2 separate regions of the Homo sapiens genome follow, and region 2 is linked to region 1. A link is a contact called in ENCODE Hi-C or POLR2A ChIA-PET data. All regions are on one chromosome and are shown on one strand. The core of a region is the stretch at or near the end of the contact, and the rest is flanking DNA. Distances in the headings are between cores, read along the strand shown. Region 1 overlaps LPAR4 (lysophosphatidic acid receptor 4). Region 2 has its middle 22 kb from the start of P2RY10.

The links. A loop is a pair of places that touch in the nucleus more often than their neighbours do. ChIA-PET counts read pairs that join two places held with the same protein, here RNA polymerase II (POLR2A). Pooled maps may share reads with other maps.
Region 2: a pooled map shows a loop between it and region 1 (5-fold over the local background). The contact joins two enhancer-like sites. A Hi-C loop is called at or near these places in 2 of 37 single-sample maps with no recorded cell type and 2 of 50 pooled maps. POLR2A ChIA-PET finds 5 or more read pairs at or near these places in 3 of 52 experiments (GM12878, HEK293 and activated T-cell).

The regions. Positions count from the first base shown.
Region 1 is chrX:78,752,905-78,758,134 of GRCh38, forward strand. LPAR4 (lysophosphatidic acid receptor 4) reads left to right here. Exons shown (of 5, transcript NM_001278000.3): 5 at 1,887-5,230. The coding sequence starts at 1,966. The coding sequence ends at 3,078. Among named protein-coding and RNA genes, the nearest start is that of LPAR4, 7.8 kb to the left of the region's middle. Within about 2 kb of position 2,152, at least 2 of the 41 ENCODE cell types and tissues checked have a DNase peak (open chromatin) inside an H3K27ac peak, as active enhancers do.
Region 2 is chrX:78,920,888-78,926,117 of GRCh38, forward strand. No RefSeq gene overlaps it. Among named protein-coding and RNA genes, the nearest start is that of P2RY10, 22 kb to the right of the region's middle. RefSeq lists an enhancer at 2,909-3,028. Within about 2 kb of position 2,089, at least 2 of the 41 ENCODE cell types and tissues checked have a DNase peak (open chromatin) inside an H3K27ac peak, as active enhancers do.

The sequences.
Region 1 (5,230 bases), core at 902-3,401:
ATGGTATACCTGTATTTTACTATCATTAGAAATTTTTTAAAAAAGAGGAAACAATTGTGGCCACTCTGAATTAGCTCCAGGTGTAGATTGAAGTTAAAAGTTGAGGGTCAGATTTATTTTTGGTCAACCTCCACGGGACCTGCTTCCTGTCCATTGTCAATAAAAATGCAGCTACCCAACACTCTCTGACACCCTTAGGTGATTAATTGTCAGAATAATTGGGAGCAGAGGTTTGCAGAAGACAGTAGTTTAATGCTCCTTGCAGTGGAAAATGTAATTAACTGCATCAGCATATATTTTTCCTTCTTCATTTCATCTGAAGCTCAAGTGTTGGTCCTTTGCCTCTATTTAGTGCACAATATGTTGGCTATTTAGGAAGATCTAATAGTTAGAAATGCTGTTTCTTTTAGTCAAAAGAAAGGAAGCCAGTAAGAAAAGAGGCTAATATTGATTCTTCTTCAGAATCATCTCAAGAGCCAAATGTCTTTCTGGTTTTTTAATCATACCTGTATGGGAAATATTACCTTGAGGGCACACTCCTGGATTGTCCTGTTTGAGTAAATTGTGTAGTTAAGGCTGAAACTCAAGGGGAGCTTTCTGAGGCACAAGGTATACATGACACTAGAAGGATGTGTTCCTAATGTGAACTTCAGTATACCAAAAAAGACAGAAATATAAAGTTACAGTTGTTTCAGGAAGGGAGGAAGAAACAAACTTACATAATGTTTCTCTGTAGTTAGGTAGGGCCGAATACTAGCAAGCTCATAAAGCAATTCACAAGCCCTATTGAATCTTCCTAGCTTTAGCTGTGAGGCTTAGAGGTAAAGTTTATACAAGGAAGAGAGAGAGTATAGCCAAGTTACAGAGTGAACCAGTGTCTGAGTCAGAAATAGAACTCCTTGCTTCTAATGCTGTGTTAAGTCCCAGCGCCACACCCTCACTTCTAGACGGCAAAGGTGGTTGTGTGTTCAAGCAATGGGAGCTATGAATAGGGCCACAGTGGCAGTTTTCCCATGCCCTCTCTTCAGGATTGAGAATGTAATGTTTTCTTGTCTGTCCTTTCTCTCCCACAAAGTTTGATTACTCAGAGCAGCAGAGCAGAAGTGCCAGGCATTTGCAGGCTGCTTGCTGTGGGTGTAATATATATGTTCCTGGAAACATAAAACTGAAGTGAGGGGATGGATGTGTTAATTAGCTTGACATAATCACCTCATGTAGTATACATATATTAAAACATCGCCTCGTACTTACATAAATGTAGTTCAATTATGATTTGTCAGTTAAACATAATGCAAATAAAAAATAAAATGATTGAAATCATAAAAAATCTGAATGGAAAACTGGGGAGATCTATTTGAAATGTATCAACTTGAGACTCACAAAATAATATATAGCCAGTGAGCTAGAATCATGCTGTGTAAAAGGATCACTAGTGGGCAGACTGGAGGGACTCTGGGCAGAAGGGAAAAGCCTTCCATTATAAAAGCATTTTCCAAATAAAATAATTATACTGGCAGTACTTATTGTAGAAGATAAGTTCAAGCCGATCATAGTGAATAAAGCCTGACTTTAATGTTAGAGGTTTTGCAGTCCCATAAATGCTGTTTTAACTATCATTTTATATTTTTGGACTCTTGAGTGACCTACACCTTAGTTACATTTGCAATGCTATAGTATTGCACTTATTGTATTGAGTGTGAGCTTTCCTGCTCCTGCAACATACTCTTGTAGTACCTTTAAATATATAATAGATGTTCAAAAAATACTTGTCAAACCAAATGGAATGTGCATGTTTTCTTCCAATCTGGGTGGACAGAATATCTTATTACACAGAAATCATGGATGGAAGGCAAATTTGATTATTTGTTCCATCTTGTCTCTCATAGGAGGAAAATATTTCCTACCGGTCCATAGTGTCAGAGTGGTGAACCCCTGCAGCCAGCAGGCCTCCTGAAAAAAAAGTCCATGGGTGACAGAAGATTCATTGACTTCCAATTCCAAGATTCAAATTCAAGCCTCAGACCCAGGTTGGGCAATGCTACTGCCAATAATACTTGCATTGTTGATGATTCCTTCAAGTATAATCTCAATGGTGCTGTCTACAGTGTTGTATTCATCTTGGGTCTGATAACCAACAGTGTCTCTCTGTTTGTCTTCTGTTTCCGCATGAAAATGAGAAGTGAGACTGCTATTTTTATCACCAATCTAGCTGTCTCTGATTTGCTTTTTGTCTGTACACTACCTTTTAAAATATTTTACAACTTCAACCGCCACTGGCCTTTTGGTGACACCCTCTGCAAGATCTCTGGAACTGCATTCCTTACCAACATCTATGGGAGCATGCTCTTTCTCACCTGTATTAGTGTGGATCGTTTCCTGGCCATTGTCTATCCTTTTCGATCTCGTACTATTAGGACTAGGAGGAATTCTGCCATTGTGTGTGCTGGTGTCTGGATCCTAGTCCTCAGTGGCGGTATTTCAGCCTCTTTGTTTTCCACCACTAATGTCAACAATGCAACCACCACCTGCTTTGAAGGCTTCTCCAAACGTGTCTGGAAGACTTATTTATCCAAGATCACAATATTTATTGAAGTTGTTGGGTTTATCATTCCTCTAATATTGAATGTCTCTTGCTCTTCTGTGGTGCTGAGAACTCTTCGCAAGCCTGCTACTCTGTCTCAAATTGGGACCAATAAGAAAAAAGTACTGAAAATGATCACAGTACATATGGCAGTCTTTGTGGTATGCTTTGTACCCTACAACTCTGTCCTCTTCTTGTATGCCCTGGTGCGCTCCCAAGCTATTACTAATTGCTTTTTGGAAAGATTTGCAAAGATCATGTACCCAATCACCTTGTGCCTTGCAACTCTGAACTGTTGTTTTGACCCTTTCATCTATTACTTCACCCTTGAATCCTTTCAGAAGTCCTTCTACATCAATGCCCACATCAGAATGGAGTCCCTGTTTAAGACTGAAACACCTTTGACCACAAAGCCTTCCCTTCCAGCTATTCAAGAGGAAGTGAGTGATCAAACAACAAATAATGGTGGTGAATTAATGCTAGAATCCACCTTTTAGGTATGAGAAATGTGTTCAGGTCCAGATATGGTTTCTCCTATAATTTTTCCTATGCTATAAACTAAAGATTTGAAGCTAATGATACTGAGAATAATGCACCAAATCCAGTCAGATACATTTGTTTGAAGGTATACTGTAGAGTTTTTATTGCTGTTTTGTTCAGTAATTATAGGTCAAATCTAATTACAACAACCAAGATGGATTGCCAAACTCTTCTGCTTGGTTGGAATTTCATTGTATCGCATTATCCAGGTGGCTAGTGGCATTTGATAATATAGAGATGACTTTGAAACTTTCAAAAAGGTATTTCTATTCCAATGATATTTGGTAATTAGGTTGGGCCTATAAATATAGAACAAATTCAGGGATTTTTAAAAAATTGTGTTACTACTGATATATGCTAGTTTTATTTTATTTTTTTGAACTGTCATTGAGTTTATTTTAGCACAAGAATATTTTTAGCCTAACATTATTAATAAGAAATGTGTCAAATTTTTAACATTGGTAAAATATGTTATGTGCATTTTGAAAACAGAAAACAAATTGCGTTGGCATGTACGTGGGTGGGAAGAAAAAGAAAATTAACAGGATTTACACAATTATAATCACCAGCAGTGTGAGTTTAAAAAACTTCGTTGTTTTTACACCAAATTAAAATTTTCATGTCAAACTTCAAAGCCAGAAAGCTGCTAAATACGTGTCTGGCAGGTAAAAGCTGGAAAATTACTTAAAACAGGAAAGTGTCAATAAAAAAACTTGAGCAACACCAACATATTTTTTCTTAAAATGTCACGTTATCTTCATTTTGGGAAACTAGGTTCTATAAAATATTTATCCTCCCTGTTATACTTTGGAGCACAGCACAGCCAGAAAGGGGCTGCATTTGTGCCCAGGTCAGGAGCAAATTGAAAAAAAAAATAAAGTAATACAAAAAAATCAAACTATAAAGCAAAAACATTTATTAAAACCTGAATTAATCCTTTTTGGAGGGAGGAGTAGAGATATATAACCTGAAAATACTTATTCTTTCTTATCGAATTTTGGAGCCTAATATAGCCAGGAGCTGCTGAATTTGTGCCCCTGGATTGGAAGCAAATAAAAAAAAAAAACAACACATAAACTAAACCAAACCAAAACAAAAAAACCAGAGAACCCCAAGAAAAATAAAAATAAAAAAACCTCAACAATAATTTGTAACACTTTCATTACTATTTGTTGAGGTTCTGTAAATGTAAAAATACTATGTCATTTGCATAACATTTTGAAGCACAACGCAGCTACCAAGTGGCTAAATTCGTCTCCTGGTTAGGAACAAGTTGTGGGAAAAAAAGGTCAAAAATCAAACTGCGATAAAACAAACAAAACAAGCACAAACAAAATTTAGAACTTGCATTTTCTGAGCATCTGCGAAACTTACAAAACACTATAACATTCATATAATGCTTTGGATCAAATTGCAACTAAGAAGCTGCTAAAATGGCACCCAGTTTAAAAGGAATTAAAAACAGTATTTTAAAATCTACAAAAAAAGAGAAAATTTTTTTATAATTTACTTAAACCGCAAAAATCTTTAAAACTCTTACTAGTTTTTAAACTAAAGTGGATATTTAAGAATATTAGAACTTGTAAATATAACTTCTGAGCTTGAAAGATGCTACATTTGTGCTCAAGTCAGGAGCAGTGGAAATAAACCCTCGTATACACACATACACAGCAGCAGCAACAACAAAAACCAAAATTAAATGTTAAACCCTGAAAAACAACAAAAATATTTTAAAATGTGCATTAATCAATTTTTAAAATATTTGGATAACATGGCAATTTAAAAATGCTAAGAATTTTAAAACAAAACTTCCAGGAAAAATGTATCCTGCAAGTTGCTGAACTTGTGCCAGAAAGTGGTTAAACAATTATAAAGCACAGAACAATAACAAAAAAGTAAAACTTCTAAAACAATAAGCAAATTTTTAAAACTCATTAACTTGTTTTTCTTTCTGATGATATGCAGACTTAAAAATACTGAGACTTTTAAGTAAAAATCTGTTAGCATAATGTAACTTTAAAAACTGTAAAATCTGTGTCTGGGTTAGGAACAAAGTGAAAAAATGCTAAAACAATAGTAAAAACAAATTCTTAAAACTGGCATTACTTT
Region 2 (5,230 bases), core at 839-3,338, 170 kb after region 1:
CCCAAAGAGATCATGGTTTTCCACCTTTTCCCAGTTAATTTGAAAAGTTAATATTTACTGAAGGCTCTTCATATCTGATAGTAGGTTAATGCTAGCTGAGCCTAAGGAATTATCCCATGGTCTTCATATGTGACAAGTTGCCAGTCTTTATGAATACAGTCAGAAAAGTGGAAGCCTCTCAAGCTACAAGTTCTGCTATTTCTTTTATCAAGAAGTTTCTATCTGTCTCCTCTGATTTATTCTCAATCTCTCCACTATAATTTAGTACCCTGTTTCCTCTTGAATCGACTATTCTAGTGGTTTTTCTAATCTATCTTCCATATCGTCTCCTTATCAATCATTCGGTATATCCTTGTTTCCATAATTATTTTTTCCCTAAAACACCGCTACTTTCAAGTTGTCATCTGTGCAAAAACCCATAGACTAATAGGTATTTATTACCTTTTGGGTAAAGTCCAAACTTGGTCGGGCATTCTAGATCCTCCTTCACAATCAGGCCCCAAACCAAAACCTGTTACTCATTGTTATCTTTTATGGAACTCCTACAGTGAGAATATTTGAATCTTTGTTTCCCTCAAACATCATTAATATTCTTAATAACTTGAAATTATTTGTGTTGTTTTATTTCTTCTTTCACTCATGCTGCTTTGGTAAATATTAATTTACTTTTAATATGTTAAAATCCTGTCACTGATCTGAATGCTGTCAATATAAAGACCAATACATTAATGTTAATTAAGTAAATCAAGGAACAAAGGTTGCTGGATAAATGAATTGATCTCACCAAATGTTCTGAGAACAAGTGAGAAAAAGTATATTGCCACTGAATTTCAAATGAAATAATGACATTTAGTTAAGACCTAGAATGTGTAATCAGCCATGATCCTAGGAACAATGTGAAGGCCTTGAGTTGAAATCCTACTGTTTTCTTTAATTCTCCTTCTGTTTCTGCATAAATACATTAACTTTGAGACTGAGTTTAACTTTAGAGCCTTTTTTCTTTTTTTTTAATTTTATTATTATTATACTTTAAGTTTTAGGGTACATGTGCCTTTTTTCTTATCTGCAATGTCAATAGCTCTCAAGCTCTTACAATGAAGGAGCTATTTTAGCAACATGTCTAGCAATGGAGTCAGTGAAAGGAGATGAATACAATACTTGTTTCGATTTTTCTATTTTTTTCTCTATTTTAAATTTCCATTAGCAGATCACCATTTGATTGGGTTTTGTTGATGGAAGAGAAGGTCTGAGTTTCCTGGACACAGTGGAGTAGAATATACTCTCTCAATCTCTATGGCTGAAATTTATGTCCTTTCCTATATAATCATGTTAGCTGATACGGTGACGGAAAGCTTTCCACATGGAGTAATTTTAGGCCACACAGAATAAAGCCCCTTTTTTTGCAGTGCTCTACCACATTCACCTCAGAGGTTTGGATTTTAAAAATTCTTGTGTAGTTGAGGTGGGATCAGAGAGCCCTCTGTCATGTTTCATGGGGCCTTGATCTCCAGGATGGCATTTGGCAATAGAGAGCCCACGAATATTTTCTATGGGCATTAGGTGGGAGTATATTTAGCTCTTATCTACAGACTAATGTGAATGACAATGGAAAAGTTTCCACAGGGATAAGCCTCACGAGTTGCCCATGAGGACAAAACTTTTATGGTCTAGTAGCATTTCCTCAGGTATTGCACCACATAGAACTCATGGGACCTGAATCACCAACCTTATTACCCAGAAATCAACTGGTCCCAATATCAGAAAGCCAAGTAGGGCACAGATAAGCAGAAAGTTACCTGCTTTATCTTTCCACCTTTCACTTCTTTACTATCCCCCTCTTCTTGTCATTATTATAATTACTATTATTAGTATTGTTTGTAAATCCATTTCTCTCTTCCACTCTTCTCATTTCCTTTATGTTTGTCAAGTATGCATTTTTTCAAAGTTTATGCACTCTTCTCTATCAGCACAGAATCCCCTAACATATTCTTCAACAAAGTGTCACTAGTGTCACTGATAATTTATACCCTCTTGAACACAACAGCCAGGAAGCCCTAACCTCAGAGATGTGTCAGCTCAACTTCGTTTTGTGCCAAAATGCCAAACCCAAGCCTCATTTAGGTGATGGGTGAGTTCAGTGGCTCTCTACTCACCCCTTTCCTCTTACACATAAATAAATTCCAGTGGGAGGAAAATAATTTCATAGGATCTTAATGTCATTATAAATACCACTTTTAGTTCAGCAAAGGAGAAAACATGAAAAGGGAGTGGATTACTCAACAACTTGGTTGATGTGAGCTTCAGAAGTATTTTTTTAGTTTTTTGAGAAAATAAATATATGTAAAACAAATATTCAAACACGGAGAAAATTTTCTCTCAGCATGGACTAGAAAACATAAAACTCTAATATTTCTAATGGGAGAAGTGAGAAATTGGTTTCTGAAACACTAAAGTTGTTTTGAAGCAACTGATACTTCCTTCTATTTATAGCTTACCAAAGCCCAGTATACATTGGTGAATGAGATTAGGGAGCAAAGTTGTACAGTTTAAGAGGGTATCCTAAAAAAACAAACAACAACAAAAAACCTCATTTCTCATAGTTTTCTGAAGAAAGTTAAATAAGCGCCCAGCATGAAAGCAAAGTCCAGCTCATAAGCTGATTTTGGACAGTGCTGACTCAGTAACACTCTTCTCTGAGATCTCTTTTCCTTGCCTACTTTGCTCCTTCATGAGAGTTTTGTTACCACTGACCTCCTTCTGACTCCCCCCACTTCATGTTAGCTTTGGACTGGCCAAGTAGCTTTGATTCTCCTGGAAAGCTGATTCAACTCACTGTCCAGTCCAGCACCTGACCTTCATTAGGCAGTCATTTCTGTCTTGAGACCATGCTGAGGAACTTCCCTGCACTGGTCTAAGCTTTATTTACACTTTGGAAACCACCTAAAGACTTAGCTCTGGGAGAAGATCTTCTTAAAGTTCAATACTGAAAGAAAACCTGTAAAGTGCTCTTTCATTTTTTAGTGAAATGTCTTTCCATTTCCCAGCTGCTGATTCATAGTGACACAGCATCGTTTGCTCTTCAGCTTGTATTTTCTCTTAGCATGGCCCCAGAGGCTAGTAGCCCAGCTCATAACCAGTGCCACAAAGAAAGAAGGGAATGGAATTTTACTAAACCAAAATAAAAAGATGTTTTTGGCAGTATGGTCAATTTTCACAATATTGATTGTACCCATCCATGAACATGAGATGTGTTTCCATTTGTTTGTGCCATCTATAATTTCTTTCAGCAGTGTTTTTTTTTTCTAGAGGTCTTTCACCTCCTTTATTAGGTATAGTCCTAAGTATTTTATTATTTTTTTGCAGCTATTTTAAAAGGGATTGAGTTCTTTATTTGATTCTCAGCTAGCTTGTTGTTGGTTTATAGAAGAGCTATTGATTTGTGTACATAAATTTTGTATCCGGAAACTCTGCTGAATTTTTTTTTTTTTTTTTTTTTGAGACGGAGACTCACTCTGTCGCCCAGGCTGGAGTGCAGTGGCGCGATCTCGGTCCACTGCAAGCTCCGCCTCCCGGGTTCACGTCATTCTCCTGCCTCAGCCTCCTGAGTAGCTGGGACTACAGGTGCCCGCCACTATGCCCGGCTAATTTTTTGTATTTTTAGTAGAGACGGAGTTTCACTGTGTTAGCCAGGATGGTCTCGATCTCCTGACCTTGTGATCCGCCCGTCTCAGCCTCCCAAAGTGCTGGGATTACAGGCGTGAGCGACCACGCCTGGCCTCTGCTGAATTTTTTTTTTTTTTTTTTATCAGTTGTAGGAGCTTTTTGGAGGAGTCTTTAGGGTTTTCTAGGTAAGTGATCATGTCATCAGCAAACAGCAACAGTTTGACTTCCTCTTTACCGATTTGGATGCCCTTTATTTCTTTCTCTTGTCTGATTGCTCTGGCTAGGACTTCCAGTACTATGTTGAAGAGGAGTGGTGAGGGTAGGCATACTTGTCTTGTTCCAGTCCTCAGAGGGAATGCTTTCAACTTTTCCCCATTCAGTATTATGTTGGCTGTAAGTTTGTCATAGATGGCTTTTATTACATTGAGGTATGTCCCTTGTATGCCAATTTTTCTGAGAGTTTTAATCAAAAAGGAATACTGGATTTTGTTGAATGCTTTCTCTGCATCTATTGAGATGATCATGTAATTTTTGTTTTTAATTCTGGTTATTTGCTGTATCACATTTATTGACTTGTGTGTGTTAAACTGTCTCTGCAACCCTGGTATCCCACATGATCATGCAGAATTATCATTTTGATAAGTTGTTGGATTTGGTTAGTTAGTATTTTGTTAAGGATTTCAACATCTACGTTCATCAGGAATATTGGTCTGTAGTTTTCTTGTTTGGTTAGGTCCTTTCTTGGTTTGATATTAGGGTGACACTGGCTTCATAGAATGATTTAGGTCAAACTACTACCATTCCATCATTCTTCATAGAATTAGAAAAAAAAGATTCTAAAATGCATATGGAACCCAAAAATATCCTGCATACACAAAGCAAGACTAAGCAAAAAGACCAAATTTGAAGGCATCACATTATCTATTTCAAACTATACTCTAAGGCCATATTTCACCAAAACAACGTGATACTGGTATAAAAAAAGGAACATAGATCAATGGATCAAAATAGAGAATCCAGAAATAAACCCACAAACTTATAGCCAACTGATCTTTGACAAAACAAACAAAAACATAAAGTGAAGAAAGGACAACCTTTTATCAAATGGTGCTGCGATAATTGGCTTGCCACATGTAGGAGAGTGAAACTAAATCCTCATATCTAATCTTATACAAAAATCAACTCACGATGGATTAAGGACTTAAATCTAAGACTTAAAACTGTAAAAATTCTAGAAGATAACATTGGGAAAACCCTTGTAGACATTGGCTCAGGCAAGGAATTCATGGCCAAGGACCCAAGAGCAAATGCTATAAAAACAAAGATAAATTACTTGGACTTAATTAAACTAAAGACCTTTTGCATGACAAAAGGAGCAGTCAGCAGAGTAAACAGACAACACATAGAGTGAGAGAAAATCTTCACAATCTGTACATATGATAAAGGGCTAATATCCAGAATCTGCAATGAACTCAAACAAATCAGCCAGAAAATTACAAACAATCCCATCAAAAAGTGGGATAAGGACATGAACAGACAATTCTCAAAAGAAAGTATACTAATGCCC